Regions from separate parts of the Homo sapiens genome. Here region 2 is linked to region 1. A link is an interaction called in ENCODE POLR2A ChIA-PET data of the cell type or tissue named here. Cell type or tissue: PC-3. All regions are shown on one strand. Each heading gives the region's core, and the rest is flanking DNA. Links, peaks and the distances in the headings are about the cores only.

Region 1 (15,116 bases), core at 3,718-11,717:
TCCTCCTCCCAGGGAATAAAATTACAAGTCTCTCCAGCTTTCAGATGATTGATCCCCACGAACCCCTGGGAGTGAGCGCCACAAAGGAGTCCCCTTCTCCGCCCCTGCCTCGCTGCCCTCCAGCTGGGGCCCTTGAGCAAGCAGATGTGGGCCCCTTCGGGCTAGGCTGGAATGAAGCCAGAAGGCCTGGGGCACTATGGGGGGCTGAGGCTGGAGTTAGCCCTCCAGGCCCCTGGCCTTCTGCGCCTGCGTTTCCCCTAGAGAGAAGTCAGAGCAAATTCCATTCCCTTTGGAGCAGAGCCGCTAGAGACTGTGGGCATTGCTGGGTAAGGCCTAGGTCCTACTCCTTGGAACTGGAGGGCTCGGGGTAGCCCTTTCTCAAATTTCCCTCCTGGACCACCGGCTTGGTCAGCTCTACTTTTGAGGTGGTGTTACAGGGGCTGCAGACACCAACCTGGGATCCCTCCTCCTTCCATGGTGAGACAGACCTGGGTTACAATCTCAGCTAAAAAAGAGTCTTTGCCAAAAGGAGCATGGTGAGCCTCGGTTTCCTCCTCTGTGAAACAGAGAGAAGGGGCTAAGGAAATGCATGTGTGTGTATATAAAGCCCATTGCTCCAGGCTGCCTCTGGGGAGTGGTGGCTGGCATTTGGAATGAGCCTCCCACATTTGCATACCTTGTGAGAGCCACCACCTTTCATGGAGAGTGGCCAGTTAGTTCTGTCAGAGGAACTGGTTTTTGCCCCAACCTGAGTAGGGCATCTGCTCAGGGAAGGGGCCCAGCCCACAGAGGCAATTTCTACTTTGGACCCTGAGTCCTCACCATTTTCTGGCCAGGAAACAGTTTAATTTTTTTCCTTGGGACAGTCAGCCTCCAAGAAGCGAGTGCACACATGCCAAACTCACGTGAAACCAATTGTTGAGTGAGATTCCAGTTTATTAATTTATCAGAGGCACTGAACAAGATAACAGGCATCAAGCCCAGGCATTCCCTGAAATGCGAGCTCTCTCAGGCCACACGCGGTCCATTCCACAAACCTTCCTCAGAGCCAAAGTACAAAGACAGCTCTCTGTTGTCTCCTATTCACATTGGACTCCTGATCAGATCTGGGAAGACACCTTAGTCTTATCAGCGAGATTATTTTCACTTTTACTTTGTCCCCAAACCTAGTAGGTATAGCATGTTTGGGATTTTTAGTCTCCTACAAGCCAAGTGCAGGTGTTTCTTGCGTGAGTTGTGTGCACACACACCTGGATCTAGGCAACCTGTTGTGTCTGTGCCCCCAGACACCTGAGCCCCGATTGTGTATTTGTGTAGGTACATCTGTGGAAGACTGATTGTGTGCACTGCAGCAGGTCTGTGTAGTTATGTGTGTGCTCAATTCCTGGGACTGGGCAGATGGGGTCCAAGCCCTCTATATCTCTCCTGCCAGGACGTAACTTCCTCCATAAGTTTTTTTTAGGATCTTCCTCCTTGCCTCCTCGCTGGGGCTCATCAAAAGGGATACCACCCCAGGGAAGGCAGATGGAGGATGTCGAAGAGGCCCCCAAGTAGAGGAAGGCGGACAAGGAAGAGTATGAAGGGGAAAAGGCCTCCCTCCTTCTCCCTTCCAGCAGTAGGCTGGGGTGGGGACAGGCCTAGAAGAGGGCACTGAGCGCTAAGAACACTCAGTGAAGATTCCGAGAGTTTTCATGGCTCAGGGAATCCATATGAAGGGAGGCAGGTGTAGGGTGCTGCAAGCCAGACTTCCAGGATGCCCTCAGGCCTAGGGGCTTGGGGCCTGGGCTGTTAGAAGAGAGGAGGATGGGTGCTCAGGGGCCAGCCCTCTGAGGCTCCGTCAGAAAGAGGAAGGCTTGGGGACTAACCTAGGGACAGGGACGTGGGGTGAAGAGAAAATTTTCCTTGGAGTGTTTAGGGAGATTGGGGATGTTGGCCAGAGGGCTTTATTAGACTAACACTGGCATAGCTCAAAGTCTATTTGTATACATAGAAACAGATTCATGGATATGTGTGTTTTACCCACCTTGAACCAGAAAGAGCTTCAGGAAACCACACAGCTGTGTCCTGAGGAGACACTTGTGAGAAAGATTCTGGTTTGAAAAGTCATCTTCCTGAGACAGGGACTAGAGAGGCTGTTTTTTTCCAATCAGAATGAGGCCCAAAGGAGGCAGGTTTGGGCCCAGCCCGGGTGGGAGCTGGGATAGCCTCCGTCCCTGGCTGTGAGCCCCTGGCTCTGAGCAGCTGGCCTGCAGGGTGGGAAGGGCATGGCCAGCCTGGGCCACTGTGGGGCGGGCAGGGGGATCAGGACTGAGGACAGACTGGGGCAGGGGAGGGGATGGGGGACGGACGGGGTCAGACATTTTGACGGGCCTGCTTCTTCCTGGGGCAGGGCAGCAGTTGGGCTGGGGCCCACCCACCACCCACTGCAGGCTGAAATGTGGCTCAGGAGCCTCCAGTTACTGCAGCCAGTGGAGCTATTTCCTGGGAGGGCTGCATCCAGCGTCAGAGCCCCCAGGGCTGGCTGGTTTCCTCGAGTGGTGTCATCAGCCTGCAGGATCAAGGCCTCTGTTTCGAGATGCACATAGTCAGCTTAGGTGTGTGTCTAGTAGGAATATGAATAATGCCAGACTTGGGCCACTTCTGGTGGTCACTGCAGGAGCTGGCAGCACTGGGCACCTTGATGGAGTGGTGCTGGGGGCCTGCTGAGAAGGTGGGGGAGGGTGGACATTGCCTGTAGTTGAAGCCAGGCCTGGCCAGGGGTCTCCACCTCCTTAGAACCCCAGCCTCAGTAGCCAGGAAGCATTACTGGGAGGTGCCTGCCTGGGCTCTGCTCTCAGATTCTTCCTTTCTTGAACCTGGAGCCCAGTGGTCAGTGCCTGGCACCTCCACTGCCCTGTCCCAATGCAGAGGAGCAGGTTAGATTGGTTTCAGACCTGAGAGCTGTCTCTGGGGCTCCAGGTACCCCTTAGGCCATCCTGTTGTGGTTTCTCTACCCCTGAAACCCCGCCACCCCAGCCCTGCCACCCCAGCCTTGGGGCAGCATAAGCCAATCATGGGGTTCAGAACAGGGGTTCCGGGCTGGACCTCAGTGGCTCCAGGTAAAATCAGGCATATAGACAGGAAGTATTGACTTTGGCGTTGTCCAAGGGGCAGCCCCAATCTCCAGAGCTTTCAACACCCAGACTCCTCAATCGCTTTGAGCTCCCAAAGTCCTGAATTCCCAATGTCAAGGGTGCCAGAGCACCCAACACTGTAGAGGACCCAAAACCCAGAGCCCCCAGTGCCAAATTCCAGGGGGCCTGGGGTACCCAACATCCAGAGCACCCAATGTTCATAACATTCCATTTTCAGAGTGCCAGTGTTCCAATTCACTGCACCTGGAGGGAGGGAGTGGGGTCCCTGCATAACCAGGGTCCCTACATAACCGAGGTCCCTTCAGTGACCTATTATCTGAGGAGTGGCCATGACTGAAGTTGGGGCTGGGGTGGTGCTGGCAGTTGTAGTTCTTCCTCGATGCTCCCATCCTGGGTCTGGAGAGGTCGAGCAGGCTTGCAGGTGGGATGGCGTTCCCTCTGGCCTCAGCCCAGCCTGGTCACAGGCCCTGTGGCACTGAATGTCCATTTATTCACTCACCAAATATTAGTGCGCATCTGCCATGTGCTGGGAATTGAGCTCCTCTCTGGGAGTACAACCGTGAGAGAGAAGGGGTTCCTGTTCTCCCAGATGGGACAGGTGACATTGTGCCTGTGCTGGTATGTCCGTGTGGTTCAGCCATCTGTGGCCCACGTGTAGCTGTGGGCATGGCTATGAGAATGAATGGCTGTGAGTGTGATGGTGTTGGCGTGAGGCTGTGCCTGCAGCCCACATCAGCAAGTTAATGTGTGTGACTATTATGGTGGGTCTGGCTGTGTCCGTCTGTCTGGCCATCCTAATAATCTCTCTTTGCCTCACTGCTATTTCAAGGATTGGAAGTAAGGCCCCCCTTCCCCTCAGACCCGAGGTACTGAGGGTCAGGCCTCACTGTAGGGAGGAACAGGCTGGTTCCTGAGCTAGAGACTGACCCCAGAGCTGCCCTGCTGCAGGGCTAAAGATTTCTCCTACTGCTCCTGCCCCTGCTGGACCCAGAGCCTCTTTGGATTGGGAAGACAGGAAGAGGGGTGGCTATAAGCCGAGCAGTCGACACCAAAAATAGCCATCTGCCCTGGGGAGGATCCTCTGGCACCACTCTCTCCTCCAGTCCAGCCCAACCCGGCCCACTGACTTGGAGCCTCAGTAGGGCTCCTGTCTGACTCCACTTCCCCAACTCTTATCTGAGTAACCCTCTCAGACTCAAAGGAGGGACACAGCAATGATGTCACTACAAATTATGGCATCATAAAGAGCTCTGGCAGCATCACAAGGAGTGACCCCAGACCGCGGGCGGGGCTCCATCTGCTGGTAGCTCCCCAGCAGGGATGGCAGGGCTGGATAAGCCCTGCGTGGGGCCCTGCCTTATCTGTCCCCCACACATATGTGATAAGCCTCTTACCATGGGCTGGCCCAGGGAGCAGGTGGGGAGCAGGCCGGAAGAGGGGAAAGGCCAGCTGGGGCTGGCTGAACTCCAGGGAAGAAAGCCAGGGTCAGGGAGTCCTGGCAGAACCCCAGCAAGGGGAGATGCAGGGTCACTGTTGGGGGCAGTGTGGAGCTGTGGTTAGGGCCATGGATTCTGAAGCCAGGCTGCCTGCATTTGTATTCCAGGTCTCCACTTAATGGCTATGTAAGCAGACCTCAGCTTCCTCAATATTCCTCACCAGGAATACTATTAATATTAGCAGTGACTATCAACCACGGTATTGTTGTGGGGATTAAAGGATTTAATGTGTGTGAAATCGGCACAGAAGAGGGCCTGGCTCACAGAAAGCCCTCATCCATCCTCCTTCCTAGATCTGATCTTCCCTGGGAGCTGCCCACCATACCCAACAGCCCACTTGTGTGGCCGGGGCCTAGGTGGGGTTCCCAAAAGCTGCCCAGCCCCACACACATCCCACACCTACCCTGTCTGTAATCACCCTGAAACTCCCCAGGAATCCTGGCCTTTTCAGCATATTTTCTTCCAGCAATCTCCCCAGACACATTGTGGCCCTGGTGCCCTCTGGTGACAAAAGCCATACATGGCAGTTACAGCTGCATCCCCAGCACACATTGGGCCAGACAAGGTGCTGCCCCTTGTCTGATTATTTTGTGTCATCACATCAAGTTTTCAAAGTAGGAATTTTCTGTGTTTTCTAGAATGAGAGCTCAGGCAGGTTAACTAATTTGCTGCAGGTTATAGAACTAATAAGTGGTAGAACGTGAACTTGGATTCAGGTTGGCCTGTGTCCAAAACGTGAACTTGAATTCAGGTTGGCCTGTGTCCAAAAGCTATTATTTCACCCCATGCACAATATACTAGGGGGGATGTGCTGGCATGGCCACGGGGCCCAGTAGATGTTTTACATTATGAGCCATTCTCCTAGTTTGAGTATATCTATAGTTGAGTGTATGGCCATTGAGATTCTCCATCTGTGAATATAGAGCAGTGTGACCTGGTTTTGAGCACAATAAGGTTGGGTGTTGGCTTTTTTGTGGCTCTGTTGTGGCTGTATGATTGGATTGTGTGAGTGCAACCATGGCTGGGCTTGTTGTGAGAGATTAGCCATGGTGTGTGGGGCTGGCCTGACTCTGTGTGTGTGTGTGTGTGTGTGTGTGTGTGTGTCGGTATGACTGTATTGTGGAGGGGTGTATAGCCAGTGGGATTGTGTGGGGAAAGGTGACGAAGGGCCCTGAGTTCCCAGCGCCACTTGCCTTTTTGGTCCCAGGCCTGCATCTGCTCACCATGACTGCATGATGGATGGCTTCACATGCCAAACACGCTCCCAGGGGCCTACTCGGGTTCTCCTTCCCCCAACCCCCCTTTTATTTTTCGAGGAAGTAAAGCAAATAGTACCACAGATGGAGTTGGTCTTCCTTTTTTCCATGGGATATTTGTGAAAGCATTTTACATGCCTTTGAGTGATATCGAAAAAGAAGTGTCATTTTTAAAAAGTCAATGTGACTATTCTAATTAATTTGAACATCAGTTCTCAGGGTGTTGATTGCAGATCCCTGGGAATCTTTAAGACTCTTACAGGGAATACACAAGGCAAAAGCTATTTTCCTAACAATACTAAATTGTTATTTGCCACTTTCAATTTATCGATATTTGCACATGATGTAAGAGCAACGGTGGGTGAAACTGTTGGCACCTAAGCATGAATCAAGGCATGGCACCCAACTGTACCAGTAATCTTTGTATTCTTCTCCACCATGGTGCATGACTAGTAACAATAGGAGGGAAAAAAGGGCCAGTTTTGCCTTATTTATTTATTTATTTATTTTTATTTTTGGGATGGAGTCTCACTTCATCACCCAGGCTTGAGTGCAGTGACACGATCTAAGCTCACTGCAACCTCCACTTCCCGGGTTCATGTGATTCTCCTGCCTCAGCCTCCCAAGTAGCTGAGATTACAGGGGCACACCACCACGCCTGGCTAATTTTTGTATTTTTAGTAGAGACAGGATTTCACTCTGTTGGCCAGGCTGGTCTTGAACTCCTGACTTCAAGTGATCCACCCACCTGGAACTCCCAAAGTGCTGGGATTACAGGAGTGAGCTACCATGCCCAGCCTCAATTTTGCTTTAAAAGTCCTTGGTGAAGCAGTACAATTATTATTATTATTATTTTTTTAAAGGCATCTGTTTTTTGTTTGTTTGTTTTATACTTTAAGTTCTAGGGTACATGTGCACAACATGCAGGTTTGTTACATAGGTATACATGTACCATGTTTGTTTGCTGCACCCATTAACTCGTCATTTACATTGAGTATTTCTTCTAATGCAATCCCTCCTCCAGTTTCCCACCCCACGACAGGCCCCAGTGTGTGATGTTCCCCTCCCTGTGTCCAAGTGTTCTCATTGTTCAGTTCCCACCTATGAGTGAGAACATGCAGTGTTTGGTTTTCTGTCCTTGTGAAGCAGTAAAATTATTGTTTTGTGGTTTCATGTATCAGTAGTTATTTTATTTTTATTATGGATTGGTATTTCATCATACAGATAGATAATTTGCTTAAATATTTACATGTTGATGGACATTTAGGCTGTTTTCCGTTTCTTGGTATTATGAATAAAATTGGTATGCACATTCATGTGCAGATCTCTGTGTGGACGCATATTGTCATCTCTCTTGAATTAATACTTTGGAGTGGGATTGTTGGAGCATATGACAGGTACTTTTATAAGAAATTTCCAGTTTCCCAAAGTGGCTGTACTATTTTGCATTCTGATCAGCAATTTTGAGACTTCTAGTTGCTCTACATTCTCACCAACATTTGGCATTATCAACCTTTTAAACTTTAGCAATGGTAATAAGTGTACTGTGGTATCTTATTGTGGTTTTAATATGCAATTTCCTGATGATTAATGATTTGAGCATCTTTTCATGGACTTTTTGCCATTCATGTATCTTCCCTAGTGAAGTATTCATTCAAATCTTTTGACTGTTTTTTTTTTTAATTAAAATTCTTTTTGAGACAGGGTCTCACTCTGTCCTTTAGGATGGAGTGCAGTGGCATGAGGCTCACTGCAGCCTTGACCTCCTGGGTTCAAGCCATCCTCCCACCTTAGCCTCCTGAGTAGTTGGGACTACAGGCCTACACCACCATGCCTGGCTAATTTGTTTATTTTTTATAGAGACAAGGTCTCACTATGTTATCCAGGCAGGTCTTGAACTCCTGGGCTCAAGCGATCCTCCCACCTCCCAAAGTGCTGGGATTGTAGGCATGAATCACCACGACTGGCCTTTTTGACCATTTTAAAAATGAGTTTGCATTATTGTCACTGAGTTGTAAGAGCACAAATATTTTCACAGTCTGTTTCTTATCTTTTCATTTTCTTAACAGTGCCTTTCAAAGAATAGAAGTTTTTCATTTTGATGAAAATCAATTATTTTTTCTTTTATAGTTTGTACATTTTGAGTCCTATCTAAGAAAATATTTACCCAACTCAGGGCCCTCAAAGATTCACTCTATGTTTTTGTCTAGAAGTTTTATAACTGTAGCTATTACTTTAGTTCTATGATCCATTTTGCTTTATTAAATTGTGCAAAGGAAGGAGTTGAGCTTTGTTTGTCTTTGTGTCTGTTTTGATTATGGATTTCCAATTGTTCCAGCACTATTTGTTGAAAATACTGTCCTTTTTCTATTGAATTAACTTGCGATCTTTGTCAACAGTCAATGGATCATGAAGATGGAGGTGGTGGCTCATGCCTGTTAATCCCCACACTATGAGAGGCTGAGGCAGGAGGATCACTTGGGGCCAGTAGTTTGAGACCAGCCTGGGCAACATGGCAAGACTCCATCTCTACAAAAAAATGCAAAAAGAAATCAGTGGACCATGTATGTACACATCTATTTTGGATTCATGCCTGTAAGATACTGAGCGTCGACCAGGCGCAGTGGCTCACAACTGTAATCCCAGCACTTTGGGAGGCTGAGATGGGTGGATCACCTGAGCTCGGGAGTTCGAGACCAGCCTGAACAACATGGAGAAACCCCATCTCTACTAAAAATACAAAATTAGCTGGGCATGGTGGCGCATGCCTGTAATCCCAGCTACTCGGGAGGCTGAGGCAGGAGAATCGCTTGAACCTGGGAGGCAGGAATTGCAGTGAGCTGAGATTGAGCCATTGCACTCCAACCTGGACAACAAGAGTGAAACTCCGTCTCAAAAAAAATAAAATAAATAAAAGATACTGAGCATCTTTTGATCTATATGTCTTTATGCCAATACTACACTGTACTGATTATTTTATATTGTCTAAAAGAAGCAGTAACATTATTAACTTTATTGTCTTAACCCTTGAATATATGTCTTTGAAATATTTTGTGTGACAAAATGGGAAGTATGCTTATCTCAAGGAAAAGCACTTACGCAATTGAATTGTGAACTGAATGCACCAAACACCAGTTTTACTTAAAAGAACAAATGACAAACTATAGTTATCAGACTTGGGTCTTTGGCATACTTTTTCTCAAAGGTGAATCAAGTGAGCCTATCAATTCAAGGGAAAAAAAATTAGTGTTTGTTGCCAGTGAAAAAATTAGCGTCTTCAAGTGAAAATTAGGATTTGAAAAACTTATATCTACTTACAGTGAGTTTGAAAGCTTTCAATTCTAATGAGACCAGTGATAGCATTAATGAGTGTGCTCTTTAAAAAATATTGTATAATGAAATGTGTCAACATTTGGGAGATCTGCATAACTCAGTGAACCAATATTTTCCAAATGACCAATACATGATGTTACAAAATCATGCATGAGTAAAAGAGCTATTCAAAGTGCAAGACAGACCAGTGGAGTGTAACGTTAACAGAGTATGAAACGTTCACGTAGTAACTAACTTTTAAGAAACTACCACCTCGAGTTTTGGTATGGAAGAAAGAAGAATTTACTGAAAAGGCTATTAAAATACTTCTCTCTTTCCCAACTACATACTTTATGAAGCTCAGTTTTCATCACATATTTTAACCAAAGCAACCCATTGCAACAGATTGAATGCAGAAGCAGCTGAGAATCTAGCTGTCTTCTACAAGCCAGACAGTAAAGAGATTTGCAAAAGTGTAAAACGATGCCACTGTTCTCACTAACATTTTTGTTTTAGAAAATATACAGCTCTCTGGCTGGGCGTAGTGTCTCACGCCTGTAATCCCAGCACTTTGGGAGGTAGAGACGGGTGGATCACCTGAGATCAGGAGTTCTAGACCAGCCTGGCCAACATGGTGAAACCCCGTCTCTACTAAAAATGCAAAAATTAGCCAGGCATGGTGGCGGGCACCTGTCATCCCAGCTACTCAGGAGGCTGAGACAGGAGAATCACTTGAACCCAGGAGGTGGAAGTTGCAGTGAGCCGAGATCATGCCATTGCACTCCAGCCTGGGTGACAAGAGCAAAACTGGGTCTCAAAAAAAAGAAAATATACAGCTGTCTTTCATAGATATAAGTATATTTTCAGTGAAAATATAACAAAAGTATTGTTATTTTGAATTAATATATGTTTTAACTTTCAGTTTTAATTTTGAATACATTGAAGATCATGAGATAAAACCACTTAAAAACTCTTTAGGTTCTTAATTTTTTAATTAAGAACCCAATTTTTTAAATTAAGAACCTCAATTTTTTTGAGACTCTGTCTCAAAAAAAAAAAAAAAACCTGAAATTTTTTGCCCTAAACCTTTGTTCATATGAATGTACTATTAAAGAATAAGTTTATTTTACCGCTACATTCTAGTGCATATGAGCTACTGATTTTTAGCATGTTCCCAACGTGGTTGGCAGCATCTCTCTCCCTCGTGGAAGGTGCGTGTTGTCACCTTCTGCCCACACGGCCCCTGGTTTTCTCCCTCGATGGGGGAGAAAAATGGATCCCTTCGTAGTTACTGCCTCCAGGACGTGTGACACCAGCTGGCCCGCCATGGGTTTGAAGCAATTTCTGGTGATCTTGCTTAATTCTCTCTCTTCCATTTCCAAGCACACTATTTATTTATTTATTTATTTAGAGATGGTCTCGCTCTGTCACCCAGGCTGGAGTGCAGTGGTGTGATCACAGCTCACTGCTGCCTCGACCACCCAGACTCAAGTGATCCTCCCACCTCAGCCTCCTGAGTAGCACGTGCCACCATGACTGGCAGGTGCTAAAAACGAACTGTTTTTTGTTTTATTTTGGAGAGACAGGGGTCTCACTGTGTTGCCCAGGCTGGTCTCGAACTCCTAGACTCAAGTGATCCACCCACCTTGGCCTCCCAAAGTACTGGGATTATAGGTGTGAGCCACTGTGCCTGGTCCTCTAAGAACATTTGTAAAAATGCTATTATTTTTGCACACTTTCTGTGTTAAGAACTTTACATTCATTTTCTCATTTAATCCTCACAATGACCCTGTGAGCTAGATACTGTTATTATTCCCATTTTATAGATAAGAAAACCCAACCTCAGAGAGATTAGGGGAAACCTGTGGGAATGTAACCGATTTTAAATCCTCTTTAATGTATAGATAAAAATTAAAGGTGAGCTTAAATCCCTTTAAATTTATACATTTAAAAAATTGTTCATCTAAAGTTTAGTACTTTAACAATTGTTCTTAGTAACAAATTACCACTAAAGGGTTAGTAACAAATTACCACACCAGCACAGATCCCCCACCCTTAAAACTGAGCCCCAGCTGAGCCCTCACATTGGGCCCTTACCCTTGAGTCCCCTGAGGCCCCGTGCTGTGTTCAGGGCATGTGTGCCCCAAACGTGAACCCTTACACTGGTGTCTTGCCTGATTTTTTTCCAGAACCTTAATACTGAGTCTTCATACCCATTTTCCTCACTGGAACCTCCCTGAGCCCTTACTTGAGGCAACATGTGTGAGCTCTTCACCTGTCTACATGTCTGACCTGCTGGTCAGCCCTGACACCAGAACCCCACGCTTGAGTCACTTAACTAGCAGCAGAGTCAGACTCTGAGACCATCCCTTTAGAGGGAGCAGCAGAGGAAATGGGAGCTGGAGGGGAAGGGAGTGGTGGAGATGGGGGTGTGAACTGGGAGAAGCAGGCATGGGGGAAAACTCTGGGCTGTCAGCCCCTAGCTATGGTCGGGAATGTTCCCAGGCAGCACTGACCTTTCACCCCCACCCGCCTCGGTGCGATGATTGGCTGTCTCTGCCATCCCCGCTTCCGGGACCAGAAGCCACCTCTGGAGCAACTGGGGCATCCCCATGGCAACCATGCCAGGCCAGGTTGGGAGAGGTGTGGGGCTCCTTCACAGCCTTTTATTGCCCCAAAACAGGTTGACACTCTCGTCCTGGTAACCCTCAGGGCCCTGCAGATCACAGTGTCCAGAGAGGAGGGGCTGTTGCTCCTAGCAGGTCTCTTGATTCAGGAAAAAGCGTTTCTCTGGTCTCAGCCAGATCCTTCCTGGGCTGATCTGTTGGGAAACCCAAGCTCTCTGTCCTTGGGCCCCTAGCCCCTACCAACACCCTCCTAGCGCATTCTAGCAGGAGAGCGAGAGGGAGTGGAGACAGTCTGAACTCTTCCCTCTGCCCACCTGGGTGTGGGCTTGGTGAGATACTGAGGCTGGGGTGTCCACCTGAGTCCGTGGAGGGAGGAGCGACTACGGTGCGGTGGGGGCGAGGCCACTCAGGGCTTTGTGACCTAGACAGAGGATTTATGTGGGTGATTAGCTGTCACGTTGGGTCTAAGCTCCTTACCCTCAGAACCTAGCTTTCCTGCCTGCCCCCAGGGCTAATCCAGAGGTGGGGGAGGGGCTAAAGACACTGGGCTCTGCCAGGGGCCTTGGTAGGTGCCAGTGACCCATTCTGTGTAACCAGCTGTGGCCTGTTCTCTGTGTATTTCTGCTTTTGTGGGTTTCTCTGGCTCTTCCTGCCTTTGAATATGTGCACCTGGGTTTCCTTCTATCCCTCTCTCCATGTATGCCTTCTGTGCTGTGAACAGCTCTGTGACCCTGACTCTGGGAAGCTGTGGTTGTTGGCAGAAGGCAGGGACACCACTGGGTAATGGGTCACACAAGTCTCAATGACCGGACTGTGGTTGACAGAAAGTCTTGGGGACACAGATTTGTAGCTGGCGTGGGGTTTTCGATAACACAGGGTCCAGGTGGCAATGTATTGGGGGTGACTCAGGGTTTGAGGGACATGGGGTTATTTGTAGTTGACACACAGATTAGGTGAGCCTGAACTGTGGCAAATGCAGAGTCATCTGGGTGACTCAGTGACAGCAATTCGAAAAGAACCGGAAGGCAGCAGAACAGTAGCAGTGGCTGTCCACCCACCCTGGAATGTGTGGCTGTGTCTGGAGGCATTTTTACTTGTAACACCTGAAGACAGGGGTGCCAACAGCATCTAGGGGGGCAGAGGTCAGGGATGCTGTTCACTATCCCGCAATGCACTGGAAACTCCCCAAGAAGAAAGAACCATCTGGCCTAATGAACTGTGGACTCTGAAGCCAACTACCTAGGGTGAAATCTCAGCTCTTGCACTCTGCAGCCATGGGCAAATTTCCTCATCTCTAACATGGGGTACCTGGGTAATACCCATCTAAGGTTGTTGGGAATACTGAGCCGATACTTGTAAAGTGTTCAAAATGCCAGTGCTGTTTATTGGTTCAGAGCTGGAGAAAACAAGAGTAGACCCAGATGGAGGGACACATCCAGGTTTTCCTTTCTCATTTCGGCTTCTACTTCAGACAGGCTTTTTCCATTGCCAAAGGCCACTTCAGTCTGATGTCATGTCAGTTTAATGGTATCAGAGGAAAAGAGAGCAGTGTTTCCCTGTTTCGGTGGAGCACTGCACTTATAAATCCTGAAGAATGGCTCTGCCTTGGCTGAGCTTGGCCATGATCACCCGTAGTTTCTCGAGGTGCCATGATTGAGATTGGAGCCACCTGCCTGGAGGAAGGACAGGCTGTTTTCCACAGGGGCGGGATGTTCTTACCAGAAGGACAGAAGGCAGTTGAGTGACCAGGATGACAGATGCTGCCATGCAAGGGTTGTGGGTGCACCTGGGTTGGCACCGTGTCTGATCCGGGAGGATTACAGGTGACCTCGTGCTGCGGGACTGCCCTGGGAGCTAATCTACCAATCTCTCAGAAACGTTCAACTTTCTTGACACTTCCTCCTCCGCCTGAAACCCTCTTCCCTGGCACTTTGGACAGCACACTCTGCTGATTCTCCTCTTCCTCCTCTGGCAGCACCTTCTGTCTCCTTTGCTGACTTCTCTTCTGCCAAGCCTGGAAATGTTGGAGTGTTCAAAACTCAATTCCAGACTCTCTTCTCCTTTTTCTTTGAACCTTCTTAGGTGGCTCATCATGACATCATGTTTGGGGCTTGACATCACCATGATGGGACTATTTACACCCTGGAATTTGGAAACGTTGCAAATCAATGTCTTGTTTTTCTTGAAGAGGCAATAGTTAAACAGTTGCCAGCACCCACTGCCCAACACCATTGTCACAAAAACTTTGTTTTATCCAGGCCTGGTCTTACCCACAACACTATTTCACTCAAATGCTTTCTCAACATACTTTCACACACAACCCAGTGTTATCCCCAAACTATTTGACCCCAGTTTAGCCCTGAGCCCATTTTCATCCAGAATGTGTCCCTCCCACAGTCATTTGCATCCAATGTTCTCTAGACACCACCATCAGCAACACAGAATCACACATATCACACATAACTAAGCTGCACATAACTCAATGTTGTCACTAGGTAGTGTGTCAGATCTGTGCCCTCCAGACCCTCCTAACACAATCATTGTCACCCAGTCTTGGTGTATGTAGACGTTTTCTTAATATTTCTTAATATTCTATTTAGGATGAGCTTATCATGGAACATAAGAAAAATAAAACAGATGTCAGCCTGTGTATGAAGAATTCATCCACAAGATTTGGTAAAGGATAATAATAATAATAATAATAATAATAATAATAATAGCTATCATACATTCATTGGGTACTTACTAGTACCAGGCCAGTTCTAAGCACTTTTTTTTTTTTTTTGAGACAGAGTCTCATTATTCTGTCCCCCAGGCTGGAGTGTTGTGGGGGCAATCACGGCTCACTGCAGCCTTGACCTCCTGGACTCAAGTGATTCTCCTGCCTCAGCCTTGCAAGTAGCTGGGACTACAGGTGCATGCCACTACGCCTGGCTAATTTTTTAAAATTTTATTTGTAGAGACGGGGTCTGCTGGAGTTGCCTAGGCTAGTCGTGAACTCCTGGGCTCAAGCAGTCCTCTTCCTTGGCCTCCCAAAGTACTGCAATTACAGGCATGGTCTGCCACGCCCAACCTAAGCACTACACACACACTCACACACACACACACACACACACACACACTCATCTAATCTTCACAACAATCCTATGAAGTAGATACTATATGTTCTTCATTTTAACAGCTCAGGAAATGGATGTGCAGAGGTTAAGTAACTGGTTCAAGTCCATGTGGCTAGTAAATAGCAAATCTAGAATCTGATCTGAGGCAGTCTGGCTTAAAAATATGCATTCT
Region 2 (15,116 bases), core at 2,325-10,324, 490 kb after region 1:
TGTCCTTATGTCCGTTCTCCTTCCTCACTCCCACTGAATCTGTTTTTGACCTCCGTTAGACCTTCAGTCCCTGGACCATTCCTAATTTAACAAGCCCACCATTCCCCTCCTAGCTTCACTTTCTTTCCTGCCCGACCTTGACCCTTTGATCAACATCTTTAAAGAATTTCTTCGTGCCATTTCCTCACCCTTTTGCCTTTCTGTCCCACCTGTTTGCCTACCTCAAATCCCAAATCCATGAAAGCATTTACTTTCTCCTCTATTTCCGGCCTGTGATGCTCCGGGGAGAAAAGCGCATAACCATTTCAACTGGTGTCACCACTAGCAGACCCTGACTAAGTCTCAACAGTCTGCGTACTTGTCCCAGAATGACTTCCCATTTCCCACAGCAGTTGTTGTAAACCCTTCCCTCTCTCAAAATATTTCTCTTCACTGCCTCTGTTTACCTCATTCTCTGTAGATGACTTCATTTCCTGCTTTTCAGAGAGAATAAAGGCCAAACAGCCACAACTTTTCTCCCTCCCTAACCTTGGCCTCACCCTGGAGGCCATCTTCACTGAATTGTCCCCTAACTCAGTACTACTCAGTACTTGTGTCCTGACTCAGTACTACTCAGCACTTTTGTCCTAACTCAGTACTATCCAGTACTTGTGTCCTAACTCAGTACTCATCCTTCCACCTGGGCCCATCACTCCTCCTCCTTCAATCTGGCACCACCATCTCTTCTCTCACATTTTAAATATCCCTCTTCCTACCAATGCCTTTCTCTCTGCCTTCACACACCCTCAAATCTCCCCTTTAAATCTTCTTTTAATCTTAACTTCCAAGCACATTACTCTCCCCTCTTCCTCTTTCCCTTTACTGATAAACTTGTTCAAAAGACATCTCACTCACATTGCCTCCACTTCCCCACCTCCCATTCAGTCAGCCCATTCACTCAATGAGCTCTATCCCACTTCTTCACTGACATTCTGATCACCTCTTCTTTCTTCAAAGCCGCTCTTCCCTTAGCTTCTCTGACTCATCTCTTTGGATCTTATCTACTTCTACTCCTGCTCATTCTCCTTCCCCAGCTTCTGCTTGATGTGCCCCTTCAGTATCGCTGCTTCCCAGAGTACACTGCTTCACTTCTCTCCTTACTTACGCATCTTCCCGGGGTGAGCTCATCATGCCTGTAGTTTCACCTGCCACCTAAACACTGATGAATACCATGGCTGCAACTTCAGCCTCAACCTCTCTCCTGAGCTTCATGCCCATATTCCAGCTGCCAACTCACTATCTCTCCTTGAATCCTTGCAGAGCACCTCCAGACTCAACATATTCAATACTGACATCATTATATTCTTCCAAGCCTGCAACTTAAATGATCCATCAGCACCATCTAACCACACAAGCAGAAACCTAGTTTGACCTAGAGTCTTCCCTTTTTCTTTCCCCGTTATCTGTCCTCTTTCACCAAAGGAAGGAGGAAAGGAAGGAAGGAAGGAAGGGAGGGAGGGAGTAAATAAGTAAAACTTGGGAAGTAGGAGAGAAGTGAGTTCCTTGCCTTGTACCTTATATCAGAATTAATGAATTAAGCCAGGCACTATGATGTACACCTGTAATCTCAGCCACTCGAGATGCGGAGATGAGAGAATCGCTTAAGTCCAGGAGTTCAAGACCAGCCCAGAAAACATAACGAGACCCTGTCTTATTTTTTTTTTAAGTAATGCATTAAATAGATGAATTAAAAATTTAAATGCAGGGCTGGGTGCGGTGGCTCACACCTGTAATCCCAGCACTTTGGGAGGCTGAGATGGGCAGATCATCTGAGGGCAGGAGTTCGAGACCAGCCTGGCCAACGTGGTGAAACCCCGACTTTACTAAAAATACAAAAATTAGCCAGGCATGGTGGCAGGCACCTGTAGTCCCAGCTACTTGAGAGGCTGAGGCAGGAGAATCTCTTTGACTTGGGAGATGAAGATTGCAGCGAGCCGAGATTGCACCACTGCACTCCAGCCTGGGTGACAGAGCAAGACTCCATCCCAAAAAAAAAAAAAAAAAAAAAAAAAAGTTAAATGCAAAGGGTAAAAATCATAGCTATGTATCTGGAAAGAACTTTCATAGTGTGAATGCAATGAAGTCACCAAAAATTCTAAATTACTATACAACAACAAAAGCCCCACCATAAACAAAAATAAAAGGCAAATGCCACCTGAAAAACAAAGATTTGCAGTAAGTATAGCAGAACATTTGATGTCCGTAATATGTAAAGAGTGCTTACAAATCAATAAAAAGCACTAATAGCTCAATATAAAATGGACTAAGTAATGAACAACCAGTTAATAAAAGAAATATGAACCTTCATATTAATATAGTTCATGTAAATTAAATGAGGTGATATTTTGCCGATACAAATTGGCAACTTTTTTTTTTTTTTGAGACGGAGTCTCACTCTGTCACCCAGGCTGGAGTCCAGTGGCGCTATCTCGGCTCACTGCAAGCTCCGTCTCCCAGGTTCATGCCATTCTCCTGCCTCAGCCTCCCCAGCAGCTGGGACTACAGGCACACGCTGCCACACCTGGCTAATTTTTTGTATTTTTAGTAGAGATGGGGTTTCACCGTGTTAGCCAGGATGGTCTCAATCTCTTGACCTTGTGATCCACACACCTCGGCCTCCCAAAGTGCTGGGATTACAGGCGTAAGCCACTGCGCCCGGCCCTGCAAATTGGCAACTTTTTTTTTTTTTTTTTTGAGACAGAATCTCACTCTATTGCCCAAGCTGGAGTGCAATGGCACAATTTTGGCTTACTGCAACCTCCACCTCCCAGGTTTAAGTGATTCTCCTGCCTCAGCCTCCCAAGTAGCTGGGATTACAGGCATGTGCCACCACACCTGGCTAATTTTGTATTTTTAGTAGAGATGGGGTTTCACCATGCTTGTCAGGCTGGTCTTTAACTCCTGACCTCAGGCGATCCACCCACCTCAGCCTCCCAAAGTGCTGGGATTACAGGCATGAGCCACCACGTTTGGCCAGAATTGGCAACTTTTAAAATTATAAAGTTCAATGCTAATAAGGGTAGAGTTAGGCAGACATTCTTATATACTATTGGTAAAAGCATACATTTGTATAACCTTTCTAGAAGCAATTTTGTAATGTGTAGCAAAATCCTTAAAATATTCATATCCTTTATTTTAGTAATTCCCTTCTTGGAATTTATTCTAAGAAAATAATTAGATATGTGGTCAAAGATTTATGCATAAGGATCATCATTTCAGTATTATTTATAGCAGAGAAAATCTGAGAACAACCTAATGTTCCACAACAATAAAATGGTTAAATAAGTTATAGTATAATCATATGATAAAATATTGTTCAGCCATTTAAAAACATATATTTGAAGAATATTTCAGCAGAGATCCTAAAATAATGTTAAGTAAAACTATGCATGGGAAAAAAAAAAGGAATTACACACACACACACACACAAACACACACACACACATATTTTTAGACAGAGTCTCGCTATGTCACCCAGGATGGAGTGCTGCAGTGGCACGATCCTGGCTCACTGCAGCCTCCACCTCCCAGGTTCCAGTGATTCTCCTGCCTCAGCCACTCGAGTAGCTGGAACTACAGGCAAGTGCCACCACACCCAGTTACTTTTTGTATTTTCTAGTAGAGATGGAGTCTCACTATGTTGTCCAGGCTGGTCTCGAACTCCTGGCCTCAAGTAATCCACCTGCCTGGGCCTCCCAAAGTGCTGGGATTACAGGCGTGAGCCACCATGCCTGGCCAGATATTTATTTATATTTTAAAAAGGAGATTTATTTGAAAAACATAAAAGCACGACAGAACACTTCATAGGCCACTTTACACAATAAAATAAGCAACAATAGGCTGGTAATAGTGCTATAATCCCAGCATTTTGGGAGGCCAAGGTGGGCGGATTGCCTGAGCTCAGGAGTTCGAGATCAGCCTTGGCAATATGGCAAAACCCCATCTCTACTAAAAATACAAAAAAAATTAGCAGGGCATGGTGGTGGGCGCCTCTACTCCCAGCTATTTGGGAGGCTGAGGCAGGAGAATCGCTTGAACCAGGGAGGTGGAGGTTGCAGTAAGCCAAGATCGTGCCACTGCACTCCAGCCTGGGTGACAGAGTGAGACTCTTATCTCAAAAAAAAAAAAATTAAAATTAAATAATAAAAAATAAGCAACAACATACTTTTTTTGTGAGTATAAACGTTTAGGTATACTAACAAAAGTTGCATGAGTATAGCATTTATGATCAGACGAACCATATTCATAAAGAAATAGGTCAAAGAGGGAAATGTATAAACACATTTCACTATAGTTGGTAATTGTGTGCCATCAGCTTTATAATTGTGGTTATCTGAAATACCATGATGAACAACCTAAGTCTTTTGACAAGATGGAGCAAAAACTACAATGGGTTACCACTGTGGGTCACCACCACATATGCAGTCACCCAAAGAGCAGAGATCTCAAGAAATTTTGTCTTTCACAAATGCAGATGTACAAAAAGGACATCTCGTCATTTACTGAGGAAGTTTCAACATTTTTACGTAGATGCGCAATGCTGATACACAAAATCAACATTGTGATAATGCACTTTCATGGAGTCAAATCTGCAAAAAAAAAAAAAAAAGCATAAAAAGAATTACAACTCTCTTAAAAGTCTCTACACAATTTATACCTCCAGTATTGGAAATGATGCAAAGATGAAATACGTAGCACAGCAAATTATAGCAAATAATGCTGACAATTTAAAATAGTGAAAGAACTGGTCACGCACAGTGGCTCACTCCTGTAATCCCAGCACTTTGGGAGTCTAGGTGGGCAGATCATGAGGTCAGGAGTTCAAGACCAGCCTGACCAACGTGGTAAAACCCTGTCTCTACTAAAAATACAAAATTAGCCAGGCATGGTGGTGCACTCCTGTAATCCCAGCTATTTGGGAAGCTGAGGCAGGAGAATCATTTGAACCCAGGAGGCAGAGGTTGCAGTGAGCCGAGATTGCGCCATTGCACTCCAGCCTGGGTGACAGGGTGAGACTCCGTCTTAAATAAATAATAAAATAAAATAAAATAATGAAAGAAAACTAACCTGTGATTGTGATCTTGGAGATTTTGGACATTAGAGATTTACGTTTAGGGATTTTGATCTTTTGGGATGTCAACATTTAGAATTATGGCATTCAGGATTGTGTCTTTCAGAATTATGATCCAAACCCTTTTAAAACACAGGTGTGACTGGGCTGCTCTTTGTAGATTCCTCCCTTGCTTCCTGTAATCCTCAAGGTAAATCCGGGGTCCTCCAGAAGTTTCACTAAGTGCTTCACAATCCAGCCCAAACTATTTCTTCTGTCCCATTTCTCATGCAGCTCATCTTCCCCTAAACTTTGTCTGCTTTTCCATGATTCCATGGCTTTGCAGGTCTTGTCCTTTCTACCTGTTGTCCTGTTATTTCCCTTTTCCATCTAGGAAGATTATTTATTCAAAACTCAGCTCCAGTATCATCTCCCTGGTGGACTCACTCCGTTCCAAGCATTTAGTTGCTCTCTCTGATGTGTGTCCAAAGCTCTTTGCCAGTTAACCCCATTAGACTGTAAGAGCACAGAGGCCAAAGTCTTTTCCTTATTTTTGCTTATTTTCTCAGCAGCTAGCACAATGCCTGGCAGGTAGTGGGTGTTTGAGGAATATCAGATCAGTTATTAAATTGAAGATTTCTGACTTTTCCCTTCCCCTGTGATGAGAGAGAACAGGAGAAAGACAGCCCCCAAAGCCATGACACTTTGGGGTCAGAAGAGCCCTTCAAGATGATCTGGTCTCTTCTTCCATGTTTGAATTCCCTCCATTAGGACCAATTATCATCCAATCACTGCTTGAATACCTCTTATGAGGGGGAGCTCATTATTCTTCAAAGCAGTACTCTGATTGTTAGAAAATACTTTCTTAAAATGAGCCTAAACTAGCTTTAACTTTCACCAACTGTTCTTGGTTTGGCTCATAGGGGACATACAAGAATCAGCTTCCTCTGCCTGTGTCACCCCTCTCTAAGCCTCCTCTTTCTGCCCCCCTTTTTTCTAAGGTGCTGAGTCTCACTCCCCCTTCTACTGTACTGCTTTATCCCTCTAAAGTCAGTGCAGATGACCTCTCTCTCAATTAATACTCTACTGCTGATGATTCATAATGATGTTTTACATATGTACGCTCTTTATGGTTTACAACGGGCCTTCACATACATTTATTATTATTTTGAGCTCACAAAGAATGGTGCCCAGACCTGCCCTGTCCAAGGTGGCCAAACCAGGACACAGCAGGGTGAGCCTGTCACCACTTTATGAATGCGGCTGGAAGTCACATTAGCTGCTGACTCATACTGACCTTATCAACTAAAACCCCTACCTTGTCTCATTGCTGAGTCATGTCTCTTTCATCCTGTCCTTATGCTGTTTTTTTAGATAGAAATTCAGACTCTTACATTTATTGTTATCCTTACTTCTACTATTTATTGAGTCCCCACTATATACCAGAGGTGGACACTTCAGACATATGTGTATTTTGGCATCTTTTATCACGTGGTTTATTCCTTATTAAAACTGTGGGTGAGCATTATGAGCTCATTTTGCAGGTGGGAAAGCTGAAGTTAAGAAAGGGAAGCAACTTTTGCAAAGTTGAATAGCTTATAAGAGGCCGAATTGTTTTATGACTTCAAAGCCTTGCTTTGTTCTGTTTTGTTTGAATTATAACAGTGTGCCTTTCAAAGGGGAAGGAGGAGCAGAACAGTAGGACTTGAGTGCTTGTTGTATGACTGATGCAGTGATAGGAGCATTGCCTTCATTATCTCCGTTAAGCCCCACAGCAATCTTATGAAAAACACCAGTCATCTATTTGCTATCCACCTGTGTCTCCTGCAAATGGGAACAGCTCAAAGCAGAAGGGTATACTGAGGCTTTCTGCTGAATGGTCCTGCCCCTGAAGACCTTCTTGTCACAGCAGGGGAGGAAGAGGGGAGCTCCAGCTCCCTAGGGGAAGTCGGTGCAGCTGCGTTGCTCTGTAGGATTGAGCCACTGAGTCCCTGGACCTGGTCAGTCCCTGCTTGCACCTTTAAAGACCAGACTAAAAGGAAGGAGGAAATAGATGGCAATAAAATGGTGGACTTCCAATGTCACAGACATGAGGGTTTGCCCCCTCTCTTTGGTCTTGGAAAGAACTGCCCAGCTTTGAGTCCTAAAGGGGAGAGTAAACGAAAGTCTGCTGAAGGCTCTAGGTCAGCATACTGGTGTGAGTTTAAAGCTTTAAGTCCAGGCTGGGCATGGTGGCTCACGCCTGTAATCCCAGCACTTTGGGAGACCAAAGTGGGAGGGTCACTTGAGCCCAGGAGTTTGAGATCAGCCTGGGCAACATAGTGAGACCTCATCTCTAAAAAATATCAGAAAAATGAGCTGAGCATAGTGGTGCATGCCTGTAGTCCTAGCTACTTGGGAGGCTGAGGCAGGAGGATTGCTTGAGCCTAGGAGGGCTGCAGTGAGCCCTGATGGCACCACTGAACTCCAGCCTGGGCAACAGAGTGAGACCCCGTCTCAGAAAAAATAAAAGAAAAAGAAATAAAGTTTTAGTCCAGGTTGGTTCTCCCAAACTATGGAATAGATAGAAACATGTATTAAGTACTTGCTTTCGGCCAGTACTTCATACTGAGTTGCAGGGACCACAAAGAATAAGACACCTGCCCTGAAGAGGTTCAAAAGCTATTGATTGACATGAGATAGAAGTACAGGGTGCTTCCAGCACATGAAGGGTCACCTAGATCAGACAAGGGATGGACTGTCAGAAAAGGCTTCTGCAGGAGATAGCACCTGACCCAAGTTAGGAGGAGTTGGCACTGGAAAAAAGTGGATAAGCATTCTAAGTAGAGGGATCAGAATGAGCAAAAGCAGAGAGGTAAAAGAAAGCATCCATTTTTAGGGGGAATTTGACCCAAGTCAGCATTGCAAGGACATAGAGGTAGGGCCTAGGAGATGAGCCCGAAGAAGGAGGTGGGTGCCACTTCATGGAAGATCAGCTGAAGAGTCTGAACTTGATTATTTTTATTGAGACAGACTCTTGCTCTGTTGCCCAGGCTAGAGTGCAGTGGCACAATCTCAACTTACTATACCTTGGCCTCCCGGGTCCAAGTGATTCTTGTGCCTTAGCCAACTGAGTAGCTGGGATTACAGGTATGTGCCACCATGCTTGGCTAATTTTGTTTACTTTTTGTGCATGGAGGTTGGGTTTCGCTATGTTGGCCAGGCTGGTCTCGAACTCCTGCGCTCAAGCAATCCTCCCGCCTCAGCCTCCCAAAGTGTTGGGATTACAGGTGTGAGCCATTGCACCTGGCCTGAGCTTGATTTTTTTTTTACATTTCTATTATTATTATTATTTTTAATTTTATTATTATTATACTTTAAGTTTTAGGGTACATGCGCACAGTGTGCAGGTTTGTTACATATGTATACATGTGCCATGTTGGTGTGCTGCACCCGTTAACTCGTCATTTAGCATTAGGTATATCTCCTAATGCTATCCCTCCCTTCTCCCTGAACTTGATTCTTTAGTCAATTCAAATTACGATTGCATCTAAATACCAAATATCACTTCTTCACTGCTGGACTTTGACAAAGCATTGGCATTTAATCTGGTTTGGAGATGTTAATGGCCTTTCAGCCCATTGTTCTTTCCTTAGATTTGGGGATTATCAAGTATCAGAATGAGGTGGTCATTCCTTTATCATCACTGCCATCATCATCATCATGGTTGCCATCATAATAGCCGAATTATGAAACCTAGAATTGTATATGGAAGAGAAAGGTGATCCTCCAGTTCGTTAACCTCAAGTCTGTGATACATCAAAGCACACCCATTAGAAAATAGTCAAATCATTACGTCTCTAGTCATTTGTTATCTGATACGGACAGACATTTAAAGATTGGAGAGAACTAAAACAACAAAGAACATACCTGGAACAGAAATTTACTAAATGTTTTTAAGCTCTTCAAGTGGAGATGCTATTTAGAGCGGGAAAGGGGGAGCTATTGAGTTGTCCAGACTCGTTGTGACCAGGGAGCAAGTTACTGCTAATCTCCGTAGGAGGAGTAAAGCTTTCTGGCTTCATCGGGGGTAGGGGCTGGGAACTGGGGGAACAACTTCATTACATTTCCTTCTGTGTGAGGAGGGGCTTCAGGAGGCAGCTTCTTCTTTTTTTTTTTTTTTTTTTTTTTGAGACAGAGTCTCACTCGGTCACCCAGGCTGGAGTGCAGTGGCACGATTTCAGCTCACCGCAACCTCTGCCTCCCTGGGTTCAGCGATTCTCCTGTCTCACCCTCCCAAGTGGCTGGGATTATAGGCACATGTCACCATGCCCAGCTGATTTTTGTATTTTTAGTAGAAACGGGGTTTCACCATATTGGCCAGGCTGGTCTCGAACTCCTGACCTTGTGATCCGCCCACCTTGGCCTCCCAAAGTGCTGCGATTACAGGCATGAGCCACCGTGCCCGGCCAGGAGGCAGCTTCTTCTGAGAAATTTGTGAGAACTCCCACTGATGTTCCTTGCCTTGTTTACTATTAGGGTTCTTTGAGAGGAGCCCAGAGCCCAGGCCAGATGTGTTCACAATTTGAATTTAGTTTGTGAATTAGCACATCCACTATGGATCTCTAAAGGAAATGTGGCTGTTCATGTTAGTCTTTGAAGTTAATGTGTATTTCCTAATACCCACATCAGTCCTTCGATACACCAGCACAGCACAGGCAAAGTGGGACTGACCCGCCATCCTTCTGCGCAGCTCCTGGGTGACTACTGAAGCTGATGTCTACTTAGTAGAGGTCTGGGAGATTGTATGGGGCCTGGCTGGGACTTCTGGTCAGCGAGCAGACCTTTGAAGAATTGGCTTCTTCAAACCTGTGGCCCATTCCCAACAGTGAGGCTGCTGGGAGCTGGCTACGTGCTGTGGGTCCAGGCAGTTCAAGAGGCCTTCCTAGAATATATGAGAACTCTGCAAATTTTCCTTCAGCCTGGGGAGCGGTGAGAAAGGATGAAGTGTAACAGGGCCCTGAAACCTCATCCCAACTCGCTATTAAGCAAGGGTGCTCTTTTCTAATCTAATAGAGTAAAACTGAGAAAGGGGTCTTCTCTACTTCCCAATTCCAGGGCCTTCCTGCATTCGCTGGTGATGATGGAGTAGGGTGACCTTAGGAGGTGTGACTTGGGCCCTACAGGCTGTCTGGGAAAGTCAGAGCTTCCCTCCATACTCCTCCCAGAACACTGAGTGGGTGGCTGTGTTGTGAGAGTCCCTTGAGAGCCCAGAGGCAGAAACGAACTCTTTGCAAGAACGACGCATCTCCAGAACATCTTCTCAGAACAAGGCTGCCTTCACTAGAGCTCATTCAGTAAGTGCTTTAGGAATAAGGCAGTGGGGGTGAAACATTGCTTTGAACTGGGCTACCTGAACAGCAAGCTTGGAAGCCTGGAGAGCAGCAAGTGGTGCAGATTTACAAGACCTCATTAAACAGTCCGTGGGATTGATACAGGCCTTTATACTTGGAGGTTCTGGGCTGTCCAGCAGGCTGTGGGCCCTGTGTCCCCAGGGCCCTGGAACATGGGCCTGCAGCCTTTCTCAGCTCTCACCCTTGTCGCTTTCCTCTGGGGCTGCGGAGCTGGGGAAGGACGGATCTCTTTGCTTCACTCTCATGAAATGGCGCATCAGTAAGTGCTACTTAAGAAAACACATGGTCTGCCCCTCGAAAAGGCCCCCCTCTGCTGCTGCCGCCACCAACACCTTTCTTTATTCCGCCCAAACCTCACCAAGGGGAATTCGAAACAACTGTGGTGATAAATCCGCCTGCAGATAATTGGCAAGAAAACAACACTTGTGCAGTATATAACGTTTTATGGTTGTTTCATGTACTTTATTATAATACTAATGAGCAGTTATATATCAGGAGCTAACTGCACGCCGGATTAGCTTGTTAGCATGATATGAAATGGCAGAGCAAACAGTCCAGGCCCCTCGCTCCCTGCATGCCTCCCCCACCCTCCCTCCCTACCCCTCGGTCCCATTTGCACTCAGTAATTAGTATGCAAATTAGGCCCCGGGACCACACAAGTTCTAGTATATTACAAGGGCTTTATTATGCTCTTGTGAGTACATGATGGAAACGGCCCATGACAGTGTTTATCTCACTACCTCTGTCTTGCCTTCTTCTTTCTCTCTGCCCCTCTTCTACCCCCTGCATACACACACACACACAAACACCTTTCTTTGCGTGGTCTACAACCAACCCCTTCTTGTATCAGACCTCTAAACTTGATAGAGTTCACTAGGTCTTTCTGCCCCTGTTTGAACATATCCAGTGATGGGAATCCTGCTCCTTCTGGAAGCCATAGTTCCATTCCAATTACCATAATTGAAAGAAAATTCTCCCTTTTTCTGTGGTTCTTAATGTGTGTGTGTGTGTCACAGACTCCTTTCAGAATGTATTGAAAGCCATGAACACCTTCTACAAAAAAAAATGTATATTAACGTTTACATAACATTTTATATTCCATTTTAGGGACCCTAAACCCATGCATAGAGGGGGATCCATAGACTTCTTGCCTCATATTGAGCCAAAATTTGCCTTTCGTTACCCTAGGAGTAAAGTTCTGTCCTTTGAATCTCTTCAGAGGGAGTCTATTCTCTTTACTATATGATAAACTGGCAAATACTTAAGAATTCCTGTCGCATTTCTCAAATTCTTTCCCCAACTTCCCCAACCAATGATCACAAGTCAGGGTTCCAAGACATCTTTCCATCCTGACCCACCTCGCCCTAGTCACCTATCACCTGAATGGTACGAAGCCCAGAAAAGTGCAGAATGTTCCCACTGTGTTTGTGGTGTGACCAGCCCGCCTTTGTTCTGTGCACTGCGCCTCTGCCAATGTGGCTGGAGTCTTCAGAAGTCTTTTGGCAAATGTAAACTCAACCAGAATTCCTGGATCTTCTTCCCATGAACCTTCTCAAGGCGTAGCTTCTCAAACCTATACTTCCAGAAATTCTATTTTTAGCCTACATGCAGAATAGTTACTTTCGTCTGTTAAATCTCACCTGTATGCCTACTTGCAGAAGTGATTTTTGAATACTGATCCTGTACTTCATCTTGTTGGCTGTCCCTAGACTTATCTGACTATAAATGTGTTAGTCATGCTGTTCATGCCTTCAAGTTGTTGATAAAAATGCTGTACAGGACAAAGGACAAATCTGGTCATATGTCACTGGAGACCTTGTTTTCAAACTCTCATCAATATTCTTTGGGTGTGGTTATTCAGCCAGCTCTGTATCTACTTACCTTTCTCCAGTATTTTCTCTCTTGTCATGTCTTTTCCGTCTGATTTACCCTATAAATGTTTTTTTAATCCCTGCCCCTTCTTGAAACGATCCCCTTGATCCTGTATTTCCCCTTAAGCTACTCTTGTTTTTGTCATTTTCTTCTTAGTTGCATTTCTTGAAAGATTGGTCTACACTTTCTCACATCTCATCTAGAAGTGAGCTGGCTGGTATGGCTTCTGCCCTCGCTACTGCAAGTAAACTGCTCTCTCAAACAGCAGTAACAACCTCGGAATTGCCAAATTCTGTGGACATGTTTCTGTCTTTGTCTGTCTTAATTTCACTTTTGCATTTGGCACCAAAAATCATTGCCCTCTTAAAAAGCTCTATTCTGGCCAAGCGCAGTGGCTCATGCCTGTAATCCCAGCTCTTTGGGAGGCCGACACAGGTGGATCACCTGAGGTCAGGAGTTCAAGACCAGCCTGGCCAACATGGTGAAACCCCATCTGTACCAAAACTACAAAAATTAGCTGGGCGTGGTGGCAGGCACCTGTCATCCCAGCTACTCGGGAGGCTGAGGCAGGAGAATGACTTAAACCCGGGAGGTGGAGGCTGCAGTGAGCTGAGATCATGCCACTACACTCCAGCCTGGGCGACAGAGTGAGACTCCATCTAGGGAAAAAAAAAAAAAAAAAAAAGGCTGGGCGCGGTGGATCATGCCTATAATCCCAGCACTTTGAGAGGCCCAGGTGGGCGGATCACCTGAGCTCAGGAGTTGGAGACCAGCCTGACCAACATGGCGAAACCCCGTCTCTACTAAAAATACAAAAATTAGCCAGGCATGGTTGTGGGCACCTGTAATCCCAACTATTCAGGAGGCTGAGGCAGGAGAATCACTTGAACCCGGGATGCGAAGGTTGCAGTGAGCCAAGATCGCACCACTGCACTCTAGCCTGGGTGACAGAGTGAGACTCCATCTCTAAATAAATAAATAAATAAATAAAGTTCTATTCCTATGGTTCGCCGTGAGCCCTGATGTCACTCTCCCAGGTCTTTCCTGACTCTCTGAGCATCCCATCTCAGTCTCCTTGGGTGACTCCTCTTCTTTCACTTGCCCCCAAATGCCCGAGCTTTCTACTTATAGTTCTGTCTTCCCTCCTTTTATTCTTTTGTTTTCATTCAAAATGTGAATAAATACCATTGAGCCACTCTACGTGCCATGCACCATATGAGAGAGCAAGACACAAGGATTCACGTAGCCTGGAGCCCACCGTCAAGGAGCTCAGGCTAATCATCATAATGCAATGTAATGAGTGTCTGCAGAGAGGAGAGTATGGAAGGACATTACAGGAGCCAACAGGAACTAGTGAGCCAACCTGGAGAGTGTGGAAATGATTTCACAGAAAAGGTAACACTAAAGTCAGTCTTAAAGGATGAGTAGTGTTTACTAAGCTCTCCCCAAAATCTCTCATTTCTGAATCCAATACCTTATCATTTTTCATCTGTATTAATCCAACACTGTTCCAGAATTTTCTGATTCCCATCCTACTCTTTGCTTCCTCTAACCTGTACCTCTCCCCCAATCTATGCTCCACACTAATGATGCAGCAAGGTCTTTCTAAAATGCAAATCTGATTCTTTGTAAAATTCTTGATTGACCTCTTTTGCCTATTAGGATAAACTCCAAACTCTTCGGCGTGGTATGAATACTGTCTCTTACTAACCTGACCTCTGTCTAGCCTGCCAGCTCTCTTTGAGGGCCTTTTGTTTGGCAGGTGTTCTTGCCCACTGTGATAGGGTCCACCACTGGGCCATGAGAAATCCATCATTTAAAGGCATTCTTCCACACTGGCTTCAGCTGAACTTTGAAGAATGCTCCCCTTATGCAGCCAAGCTCAAAGTCTATGCCTGATGGTCTCCCCAGGATACCTCTGAGCAGCCTTCCTCAACCACTGCCCACATCTCTTCCCCAGGCTGCAGCAAGACCCCACAGCACAGGCAGACAGAGGAGAGAACAGGACGGCTGCTGCCCAAAGGAGAAGATCAGAAAGGAAGAATCTGTAAAGCATGAGCACAGAATAATGGGCTTCATGAATACTTAGCATAAGGAAGAGAGAAAAAAAAATCTGTGTAGCAGGCAGTTTTTGTAAAGCGTTGAACTGTACCACACATCACCCCCTGACAGGCCCTGATGTTAGCTCCTGGAATGGATCACAAGAGACTCATTAGAAAAAACAAATATTATCGCACGCTGAAATGATTTATGGAGAAAAATGAAAAATTTTGTGTTGTTGCGTTCCCTCTCACTCACTCCCCCTCGCCTCTGCCTTCTATGGGGAAGTTATTTATGGCTCTAGACCCTTAACAAGAGAACAGCAAAGCTCTGAGCTGATCACTCCTGCAAACTGCCTACATTTGATTTTTATTAGTGACTTAAAGCTTCCTTTTTTTTCTTTATTGTCCTGGGTGAACCAAAATGCATTTTAATGCCTGCTATTCAGGCCAGACAAGAAATGTGTAGATGCCTCCCACACAAACCAGCCACGCCAGTGTCTCTGTCCAGAACCGAGGGAGGTGTACAAGAAGGGACCAAGAAAGACCAAACTTTCTGAGAGCACGAGTCAGGTCTCCCTGGTGTGCAGGCCACTAGATATAGCAAGTTGATTTCCTCGTTTTTTGGGGCAGGGAGTGAACCAAGTAAGTTTCAGACAAGGAAAAGAGACAGTAATTAACATTTGTTACGGTGTTTGCAATCTGCCAGGCATTATTCTAGGT

The links. ChIA-PET counts read pairs that join two places held together with the same protein. Peaks named below come from ENCODE experiments on the same cell type or tissue, not always from the same donor. Only the 100,000 strongest peaks of a DNase experiment are listed, where the experiment ranks them.
Region 2: POLR2A ChIA-PET joins it to region 1 with 11 read pairs; 2 of 35 experiments call an interaction of 5 or more read pairs at or near these places.

Annotation. Positions count from the first base shown.
Region 1 is chr1:44,031,622-44,046,737 of GRCh38, forward strand. It overlaps LOC107984948 (a long non-coding RNA gene), which reads left to right. Exons shown (of 2, transcript XR_007066054.1): 2 at 8,286-8,815. It overlaps LOC124904168 (a long non-coding RNA gene), which reads right to left and starts at 4,153. Exons shown (of 4, transcript XR_007066055.1): 1 at 4,062-4,153; 2 at 3,634-3,804; 3 at 2,024-2,699; 4 at 922-1,106. It overlaps LOC124904169 (a long non-coding RNA gene), which reads right to left. Exons shown (of 3, transcript XR_007066056.1): 3 at 13,182-13,967. It also overlaps a transcript of KLF17 not described here. RefSeq lists enhancers at 3,090-6,044, 4,428-4,572, a cis regulatory region at 4,491-4,508 and a silencer at 10,441-10,614. In PC-3, for the core only: CTCF peaks have their summits at 4,356, 5,147 (motif pointing left) and 5,348; DNase peaks (open chromatin) are centred at 5,130 and 7,820; H3K27ac peaks cover 2,531 bases.
Region 2 is chr1:44,525,900-44,541,015 of GRCh38, forward strand. The region is part of intron 2 of RNF220 (ring finger protein 220); the gene reads left to right. Among named protein-coding and RNA genes, the nearest start is that of MIR5584, 12 kb to the right of the region's middle. In PC-3, for the core only: no CTCF peak of the experiment used is centred there; a DNase peak (open chromatin) is centred at 6,352; H3K27ac peaks cover 1,775 bases.